Regions from separate parts of the Homo sapiens genome. Here region 2 is linked to region 1. The links are chromatin loops, found by intact Hi-C in ENCODE. Cell type or tissue: IMR-90. All regions are shown on one strand. Links, peaks and the distances in the headings refer to the core of each region. The heading gives the core; the rest is flanking DNA. Region 1 overlaps WNK3 (WNK lysine deficient protein kinase 3). Region 2 overlaps WNK3 (WNK lysine deficient protein kinase 3).

The links. Peaks named below come from ENCODE experiments on the same cell type or tissue, not always from the same donor. Only the 100,000 strongest peaks of a DNase experiment are listed, where the experiment ranks them.
Region 2: it touches region 1 in a loop (3-fold over the local background); 1 of 110 quality-filtered maps calls a loop at or near these places.

Annotation. Positions count from the first base shown.
Region 1 is chrX:54,206,548-54,211,930 of GRCh38, forward strand. All of the region lies in intron 22 of WNK3 (WNK lysine deficient protein kinase 3), which reads right to left. Among named protein-coding and RNA genes, the nearest start is that of FAM120C, 26 kb to the left of the region's middle. In IMR-90, for the core only: no CTCF peak of the experiment used is centred there; a DNase peak (open chromatin) is centred at 2,174.
Region 2 is chrX:54,262,891-54,268,273 of GRCh38, forward strand. All of the region lies in intron 10 of WNK3 (WNK lysine deficient protein kinase 3), which reads right to left. Among named protein-coding and RNA genes, the nearest start is that of FAM120C, 82 kb to the left of the region's middle. In IMR-90, for the core only: no CTCF peak of the experiment used is centred there; no DNase peak of the experiment used is centred there.

The sequences.
Region 1 (5,383 bases), core at 185-5,184:
CAATACACAAATCTCCAGTCCATCACTACGTCATGAAATTCCTCCTATACAATGTCTCTTGTCCACTTTCATTTCTACCATTCTATAAGCTCTTAATTATCTCATGCATAGACTACTATGATTGCAGTGATCTAAATGGACTCACTCCTTGGCTCTAGCCAATATATTCTTCAAACTACCACCAGATTAATATGAGTGAAGGCTGGGCACGGTGGCTCATGCCTGTAATCCCAGCACTTTGGGAGGCCGAGGTGGCTGGATCACATGAGGTCAGAAGTTCGACACCAGCCTGACCAACATGGTTAAACCCTGTCTCTACTAAAAATACAAAAATTAGCTGGGGATGGTGGTGCACACCTGTAATCCCAGCTAATTGGAGGCTGAGGCAGGAGAATTGCTTGAACCTGGGAGGCGGAGATTGCAGTGAGCCAAGATCCTGCCACTGCACTCCAGCCTGGGCAACAGAGCAAGACCGTGTCTCAGAAAGAATAAATAAGTAAAAAATAATATGAGTGAAATGCTGTTTTCAGATAAAATGCTGCTTAAAAAAAAAAAAAGCTTCAACAGTTCTTTACTGCTAACAGCATGAGGGTTCCCACTTGTTTAGGTGGCAAAGACCTGGGAAATCATGGTTGTCCTTGCAGAACAAGTACATTATTTTATTTATTATCCTTAAACTAACATGTATCACTTATTAAGCTTAAATATATAATTGTTTTAGATCAGATTCATTATCTTACACTAAACACTAACAGAAACATGCTGTGGCAGCTGCCAAATTTTTTTAAGTACAGAAGGAAAACTTTCTACTGTAAATCCTCCATTTCACCCAACTATTTGAAAGTTACATGTCTTTCTTGCAAATCTTGCATTTTTACCGTTTGCATGCCTTAATATCATGAAATTCTATCTATTGACAATACTCTTTCCACTTCCCTTAATTTCAATTCTGCCCATTTATCTTTTTTTTTTTTTTTTTTTTTGAGATGGAGTTTTGCTCTTGTTGCCCAGCCTGGAGTGTAATGGCATGATCTCGGCTCACTGCAACCTCCGCTTCCCAGATTCAGGCAATTCTCCTGCCTCAGCCTCCCGAGTAGCTGGGATTACAGGTGTGCACCACCACACCCGGCTATCCTTTGCATTTTTAGTAGAGATGGGGTATCACCATGTTGGTCAGGCTGGTCTCAAACTCCTGACCTCAGGTGATCCACCCGCCCCAGCCTCCCAAAGTGCTGGGATTACAGGCGTGAGCCACTGCACACCTGGCCAGCCCATTTATCCTTTGAGACCAACTCAAATCCTATCTTCTGCGTGAAGCATTCTCAGACCACTATCATCATTCATTCCCCTCAACCCACTACAGGTAAAATTTATGGTTTTGGGAAGCAATGCAGTATAATAGTTAAAAGCCAAGGCTTTGAAGTCAGACAGATTTGGATTCTCTCACCTATTAACTGAGATCCAAAAGAAGTTACTTAACCTCACTAACCTCAGTCTCTTCACCTAAAAAAGACAAACATTAATATTTATCTACCTTACAGAGATGTTCTGAGGATTAAGATAATATATATAATATATACTATATATGTTTTTTTGAGATGGAATCTTGCTCTGTCGCCCAGGCTGCAGTGCAGTGGCGCGATCTCAGCTCACTGCAAGCTCCGCCTCCCGGGTTCATGCCATTCTCCTGCCTCAGCCTCCCAAGTAGCTGGGACTACAGGTGCCCGCCACCACGCCCAGCTAAGTTTTTGTATTTTTAGTAGAGACGGGGTTTCACTGTGTTAGCCAGGATGGTCTCAATCTCCTGACCTCGTGATCCACCCGCCTCGGCCTCCCAAAGTGCTAGGATTACAGGTGTGAGCCACCGCGCCCGGCCCAATATATACCTTTTTAGACAGGGTCTGGCTCTGTCACACTCCTGGACTCAAGCAATCCTCCCACCTCAGCCTTCTGAGTAGCTGTGATTACAGGCGTGTGCCACCATGCCCAACTAATTTTTGTATGTTTTGTAGAGATGGGGTTTCGACATATTGCCCAGGCTGGTCTCAAACTCCTGAGCTCAAGTGATCTGCCTGCCTTGGCCTCCCAAAGTGCTGGGAGTACAGGCATGAGCCACACGCCCAGCCTAACACATGCAATATTTTTATTATGTCTTGGGATCTCCCAGACCACCCACACATTCAGTGATTCACCAGGTCTCCAAGGACTCAAGATATAGTTGTATTCATAGCTAAGGTTTATTACAGTGAAAGATACACATTACGGTCAGCAAAGGGAAAAGACAGGAGTCTAGAGAAATTCATGCTCAGACTTCCATATGTTCTCTCCCTATCCTTTCTCCAGCAACAAAAAAATACAGCAACAGGTGTACACATTTCTACCCAGGAAAGCCCATTAGAGACTTAGTGACCATGGTTTTCACTGGGGGCTGGTCTCAGAGGCACGTACTAAAATTCCAGACTCTGAGGAGGAAAACATGTGTTCAGGATAAATCACATTATTTGTACCAACAAACCAGGCAAACTGAACTATTTACCGGTTAGGGAACAGAGGGAAACCAAGTTCCCACATACCAGCCAAGGGCCAATCTTGCCAGCAGGCCTGTCTAAAGATAGCAGTCTCATGTCTGTTAGGTTGGCTCTATTCTGTACAGTTTACTACAATGCTCATATTATAAGTTAACTACACACATACATTGTGGATACCATTACATTGCAATACCATAATTAGCCAGGCGTGTTGGTGCGCACCTGTAATCCCAGCTACTCGGGAGGCTGAGGCAGGAGAATCACTTGAACCTGGGAGGCAGAAGTTGCAGTGGGCCGAGACCACACCACTGCACCCCAGCCTGGGTGACAGAGTGAGACTCTGTCTAAAAAATAAATAAATAAATAAATAAATAAATAAATAAACATAGCAATACCATGTATCAACTCATGTTTCCAACAAAACATGTATAATTGTGGGCAGGGAAGGATATATACGTGTTAAGCAGTGCTTTTTTTTTTTTTTTTTTTTTTTGAGATGGAGTCTTGCTCTGTCACCCAGGCTGGAGTGCAGTGGCGTGATCTCAGCTCACTGCAACCTCCGCCTCCTGGATTTAAGCTATTCTCCTGCCTGAGCCTCCCAAGTAGGTGGGATTACAGGTGTCTGCCACCACGTCTGGCTAGTTTTTGTATTTTTAGTAGAGACAGGGTTTTGCCATGATGGCCAAGCTGGTCTCGAACTCCTAACCTCAGGTGATCTGCTCACCTCAGCCTCCCCAAGTGTTGGGATTACAAGCATGAGCCACCGCACCTGGCCAAGCACTGCTTCCTAAAATGGGTTCCCTGGTAAAATTGTTTTGGGAGATTTTGTATATTATTTCCTTTCTTGGACATTCTCAATTCATATTAGCACATTAAAGGACCTAAGAAATTCTACAGTGGAGAGACTGGTATTTATATTATTTAATACCACATTTCGCATTTGACCATGTAACACCTATTAACTCCCTGCTGACAACTTATGAAATGCTGTGCTAAGGCCAACAAATGTGTCCACCAATCTTGGCCAAATGGGAAAAAGATGAAATGTCAGCAAGTTTTGAAAGAGCACTATTGGAGCTAGAAATATGAAATCACCTGTTCCTGTGAGAGGCAATAAGGTAACAAAACTACTGGAAGGTACATGTGGAGCATCCTGTCTTTGTGAACTTGGCCTCCATGAGTTATAAAAAGAAAAAGAAAATGAAGATAATTTAGTTCCTACTTAAGAAGACATGACCATTTTTATATTAAATCTGGTTCGAGGGCCTGACATAGTGGCTCACGCCTGTAATCCCAATGACTCTGGAGGCAGAGGTGGGAGGATTGCTTGAGGTCAGGAGTTTGAAATCAGCCTGGGCAACATAGCAAGACCCCATCTCTACAAAAAAAATTTTAAAAAAGATTTGCCAGGCACAGTGGCACACGCCTATAGTCCTGGCTACTTGGGAGGCTGAGGCAGGAGGATTGCTTGAGCCCAAGAGTTTGAGGTTACAGTGAGCTATGACTGAGCCACTGTACTCTAGCCTGGGTGACAAAGCAAGACCCTGTCTCTAAAAAATAAATAGATAAATAACAAAGTCTGGTTTGGAACCCATCTAAATATTTTAATAAATAAGTTAATTTAACAGAAGTACAATAATCAGATACTCTCCTTCCTGCCTACTGAAAAAAAATAATTTCTGGCTTCCAGTATGACAGAGTGAGGACGTTAAGAAACCTCCCTCAAAAGGAATCCTAAAATTGGACAAAATTCAAAAACAATCACTTTAGTACTCCAGAATTTGTCCTAAGGAATACAACAAAATCAGAAGCATTTATTCGTGAAAACTACTGAACTTTTCAGGTAAGAACTGTGCAATCTGTGGTGTTTTTGCACAAGGCTGTTCCCATCACCCCCACCCAGCTCTGTTGCCCAGCAAAGTGGGGCATTCTGAGAAAACAGTAAGTTTGGCTGCTGTTGCTGCTACCATAGGGGATTCACTTGATTTAGAACTTTAGAAGCAGGTACTCCATTAGCCTGAGGTTAACAGGGAGATCTGAGAAGTGAGATAGCCATAGGGACTTGATAAATTCTCCACATGTCAGGCTGAGCGTGGTGGCTCACACCTGTAATCCCAGCACTTTGGGAGGCCAAGGCAGGTGGATCACCTGAGGTCAGGAATTCGAGACCATCCTGGCCAACATGGTGAAATCCTGTCTCTACTAAAAATAGAAAAATTAGCCAGGTGTGGTGATGCGTGCCTGTAATCCAAGCTACTCGGGAGACTGAGGTGGGAGGATCGCTTGAACCTGGGAGGCAGAGGTTGCAGTGAGTCAAGATCATGCCACTGCGCTCCAGCCTTGGGAACAGAGCTAGACTCTGTCTCAAAAAAAAAAAAAAAAACTCCACATATCTCAGACTGACTGGATGTTCTCTAACCATAATGATTTTAAAGTACAAAAATAAGAGATAATGAGTGGTGGCACACACCTGTAATCCCAGCACTTTGGGAGGCTGAGGCGGGAGGATCACAAGGTCAGGAAATCAAGACAAGCCTGGCCAATATGGTGAAACATCGTCTCTACTAAAAATACAAAAATTAGCCGGGCGTGGTGGCGGGCGCCTGTAGCCCCAGCTACTCGGAAGGCTGATGCAAGAGAATCAATCGCTTGAGCCCGGGAGGCGGAGGTAGCAGTGAGCCAAGATTGCGCCCCTGCACTCCAGCCTGGGTGACAGGACGAGACTCTGCCTCAAAAAAAAAGAGACAATGAGAAAAATCTCCAAACTCTTCAAAATTAAACAACACACTACCAATAATCCATGGATAAAAGAGGAAGTCTCAAGGGAAATTAGAAAACATTTAGAACTCAAAAAA
Region 2 (5,383 bases), core at 126-5,125, 56 kb after region 1:
CATTGCACTCTAGCCTGGGTGACAAGAGTGAAACTGTCTCAAAAAAAAAAAAAAAAAAGAAAAGAAAAGTAGATACAGCTACTTCTGCTGGGGCAGGAGCAGGGAATCAATCTTGGTTATATTCTTGAGGCTCCCCTAACTGGTTCTGAGGTCTTATGTAATGCCAAACCTCGGGAAGGTGTTGAGGAGGATCTTTCTCCTTTACTTGCTCCACCACTCCTCTCCTCCTCCCATTAGTGGTTCTCAGCCCCAGAAGGGGAGATGGGAGGACAAAAGAGATAAAAAGCTAAGCCCATGTACAACATCCCAGAGATTCTTATTCAGTTATTATGGAGTGAAGGAGACCAGTAAAACTGGGATGTACTTTTAAACATTTCATAAATTGCTTTATTATGTTATTGATGTTACAAAGCATATCTCTCCCCTGAAGTACTTTTAACAACCACTATTTGTTGAGTACCTATTACATGCCAGACACTTCTCATATTTTATATCACCTAATCCTAATAAGCCTGCAATACAGGCATTTTTTCTAACATTATAAAAATTTTCCAACACATAGAAAAGTGGAATTGTTCTGTGAAAACCTATATATCTAACACCACCCATAGTCTACAGGATTTTACTATATGTACATTATCCCATATATTTCAAAGTAGGTTGCAAATGCAAGATAGGCATTTTAAAACTTTTACAACCATTTAAAACCATTTCACACTAAAAAGAACCAAAGCTGGGCGAGATTAAATAACTTTCCTCAAGTCACACAGTGAGTTCAAAGAGCCAGAGTTGAAATCCAGGTCTGACCAATGACACAAATTGGCTCAAGCCTATATGTATGCTGTATATACCTGGTTAACAGTGGAATTTTTGCTTATTTAATTAAATAAAATTATCACTGTGCATGATGCCCACTTCCATATTTTTATATTTATATAGAATTCTTCATCTATAAAGACGTTGTCTTGTATAAGGCCAATTGTTGGTGAAGGCAAGATTCTAAACATTTTTTTTTTGAGACAGGGTCTCACTCTGTTGCCCAGACTGGAGTACAGCCCCAACCTCCCAGGCTCAAAGTGATTCTCCCAGTTCAGCCTCCTGAGCAGCTGAGACTACAGGCATGTGCCACCACACCTGGCTAATTTTTTTAAAAAAAATTTGGGCCAGGTGTGGTGGCTCATGCCTATAATCCAGCACTTTGGGAGGCTGAGGCAGGCGGATCACCTGAGGTCAGGAGTTGGAGACCAGCCTGGCCAACAGGGTGAAGCCCTGTCTGTACTAAAAATACAAAAATTAGCCAGATGTGGTGGCACATGACTGTAATCCCAGTTACTTGGGAGGCTGAGGCACGGGAATTGTTTGAACCCGGGAGGTGGAGGTTGCAGTGAGCCATGATTGTGCCACTGCACTCCAGCCTGGGTGACAGAGTGAGACTGTCTCAAAAAAAAAAAATTGGTAGACATGGGGGTGTCAGTGTGTTGCCCAGGTTGGTCTCGAACTCCTGGGCCCAAGCAATCCTCCTGCCTTGACCTTCCAGAGTGCTGGGATTACAGGTACGAGCCACCGTGCCAGGCCTGAACGATGAAATTTACCCTAAGTTAAAAAACTGATCCAAAAGCACGGTTCCTGGGATAAAACTCACATAATGACATCCAGCCTATTACATAGGCCAAAATGATGAAAACATACCAGCACTACAAAGACTGACACATAAAAGAGTGATAGGAACTATGAGAGATGAAAGAGTGATAGGAACTAGGAAGAAGTTCCATTAACTGTAAGGCAGATAGAACTGAATTGAGGGGAGCCTAACTTCATGAAAGCAGACTTAAATTCCAAACTTTTATTCTAATACTGCCCCGTTAAGTGATCAAAGGTCTGTAAGAACTAACAAACTGATCAGGCACAGTCTTGCCTCAGCCCTGCAAAGCTTTCTACAGATATTTGGAAAGAGCAACTAACATTTTTTTTTTTTTTAATGGCAAGAATGAGAATGCATACTGGAGAAGAAAAGGAGAGGACAGACTGAGCCATTTCGCAGTCTGGAAGGTAGAGATCTTATAAGTAAAGCCAAATGAGCAAGGATGCAGACACATTTTGGCAGCCCTGCATGTTGGAGATCATAGTCTTTAAAGTATTTGATTATTTCAGAACATTGGATAATTCATTATGGGAGTAAAAAAAGTAAACCACACTTCAGTACAGAAGAACCAGAATAAATCAATGCTTACTAATACACAGAAAGTGTGCATCTCCTTGTCCTCAAGCTATAGGCCTATGAAAGGGTTTAATCATCATTCAAGAGGAAAATGGGGCGGGGTGTGGGTGGCTCATGCCTGTAATGCCAACACTTTGGGAGGCTGAGGCAGGCGAATCATTTGAGGTGAGGAGTTCAAGACTAGCCTAGCCAATATGGTAAAACCCCGTCTCTAGTGAAAGTACAAAAATTAGCCGGGCGTGGTGGCATGTGCCTGTAATTCCAGCTACTTGGGAGGCTGAGGCAGGAGAATCGCTTGAACCTGGGAGGCAGAGGTTGCAGTGAGCCGAGATTGCGCAACTGCACTCCAGCCTGGGTGACAGAGCGAGACTCCGTCTGAAAAAAAAGAGGAAAACGGAAGTCAAAGAAAATCTACATGAGGTCAGAGAGTTGTGCAGGGGAGTCCAGATCCTGTAGGACTTTGCAGGCCATTAGTACATTATTGTGGCTTTTACTATCAAAGAGATGAGCAACGAGAGGTTGTGGGTCTCTGAGACATGTTGTGACCTGCATTTTAAAACTATCACTGCTTCCTACAATAAGAAAAAGGCTACAAAAGAACAAAAGCAAAAGCAAGAACAATTAGGAGACTACTACAATTATTCAAGAGATGAGGCTGGGCACAGTGGCTCACGCCAGTAATCCCAACACTTTGGAAGGCCAAGGCAGGCAGATCACTTGAGGTGAGGAGTTCGAGACCTGCCTGGCCAACATGGTGAAACCTGGTCTCTACCAAAAATACAAAAAGTAGCCAGATGTGGTGGCGGGTGCCTGTACTCCCAGCTACCTGGGAGGCAGAGGCTGCAGCGAGCCGAGATCGTGCCACTGCACTCCAGCCTGGACAAGACAGCGAAAAAAAAAAAGAGCTGAATTAGACCAGCACGACAATGGTGAAGGTGTTGAGAAGTCAGGATGCAGATATATGTTAAAGTAAGAGTCAAATCAAATATACACAACAGAGCACTATGCAGCAATAAACAAGAATGAGATATTGTCATAGATGGAACTGGAGGTCATTATATGAAGTGAACAATAAGCCAGGCACAGAAAGATGAACTTGGCATGTTCTCACTTATGTGTGGGAGCTAAAAATTATAACAATTGAACTCATAGAGATAGAAAGTAGAAGGATGGTTACCAGAGGCTGGGAAGGGTAGTGGGGAGAGTCAGGAGGGGAGTGGGGAAGGTTAATGGGTACAAAAATTAATCAGAAAAACTGAATAAGATCTAGTATTTAATAGCACAAGTCAACTATAGTTGATAATTTAATTGTACATTAAAAATAATTAAGAGTATAATTAGATTGTAACACAAAGGATAAATGCTTGAGGTGATAGATACCCCATTTACCCTGATGTGATTATTATGCATTGTATGCCTGTATCAAAATATCTCTTTTTATTCTTTTGAGACAAGGTCTTGCTCTGTCAGCCAGGCTGAAGTGCAATAATGTGATTAAGACTCACTGCAGCCTTGATCTCTCAGGCTCAAGCAATACTCCCACTTCAGCCTCCTGAGTCGCTGAGACTACAGGCATGGGCCACCATGCCCAGCTAACTTTTAATTTATTTATATATATATATATAATTTTATTTACTTTATGTTCTGGGATACATGTGCTGAACGTGCAGGTTTGTTACATAGGTATACATGTGCCATGGTGGTTTGCTGCACCTATCAACCTGTCATCTAGGTTTTAAGCTCCGCATGCATTAGGTATTTGTCCTAATGCTCTCCCTCCCCTTTCCCCACATCCCCCGACAGGTCCCGGTGTGTGATGTTCCCCTCCCTGTGTCCATGTGTTCTCATTGTTCAACTCCCACTTATGAGTGAGAACATGCAGTGTTTGGCTTTCTGTTCCCGTGTTAGTTTGTTGAGGATGATGGTTTCCAGCTTCATACATGTGGGTATCTACCAAAAGGATTATAAATCATTCTACTATGAAGACACATGCACACGTATGTTTACTGCAGCACTATTTACAATAGCAAAGACTTGGAACCAACCCAAATGCTCATCAATGATAGACTGGATAAAGAAAATGTGGCATGTATACACCATAGGAAACTATGAAGCCATAAAAAAGAATTTTTTCTTTTTGGTAGAGACAGGATTTCGCCATGTTGCCTTGGCTGGTGTCAAACTTCTCGGCTCAAGTGATCCTCCTGCCTTGGCCTCCCAAAGTGCTGGGATTACAGGGGAGAGCCACCATCCCCAGGCCTAAAATATCTCATGTCCCCCATAAATATATGCACCTGCTATTTACCCACAAAAATTTGTAAAAAGAGTCAAAAGACATGCTGATAGTTTGAAGTGGAATATGAGAGAAAGCAAAGAATAAAAGATGACCATAGCTAACTGAGTGTGGTGGCTCACACCTATAATCCCAGCACTTTGGGAGGCCGAGGTGGGGGGATCACTTGAAGTCAGGAGTTCGAGACCAGCCTGGCCAACATGGTGAAACCCCATCTCTACTAAAAATACAAAAATTAGGCGGGCATGGTGGTGTGTGCCTGTAAGTGCCTGTAATCCCAGCTACTTGGGAGGCTGAGGCAAGAGAATCACTTGAACCCGGGAGGCGGAGGTTGCAGTGAGCCAAGACAGCACCACTGCACTCCAGCTTGGGTAACAGAGCGAGACTCTCTCAAAAAAAGAGCAACAACAACAACAAAAAAACCATAGCCATATGGCTTGAGTAAGGAAAGACAGAGTTGCTATTTGTTGAGATGGGGATGACAGTGAAAAGAGCAGGCTTGGGGTGGTGGAAAGTGCAAATGTAAGTGTTCGATTTTGGATATACTTAATTTGAAACGTCATTATACAACCAAGTGGAGATCTTGCATGTACACTGGAGATACATGGCAAAAAATATATAAATTCTCTCCTAGAACACAAAGTCAAAAGCAAAGTCACCTAAGATATCTGAATGCGTGCACACACACACACACACACACACACACACACACACACACACACACACTTCCTAGCCTGTCTGCTGAGAACTCTAGAAGCAATAACTCCCCAGTAGCAGCAAACACACCCAATACTCAGGCTTTTTTTCTAAATTACATTACCCACTAAAAGGAATAAGGGGGAGGCTGAGGCGAGGGGATCGCTTGAGCCCAG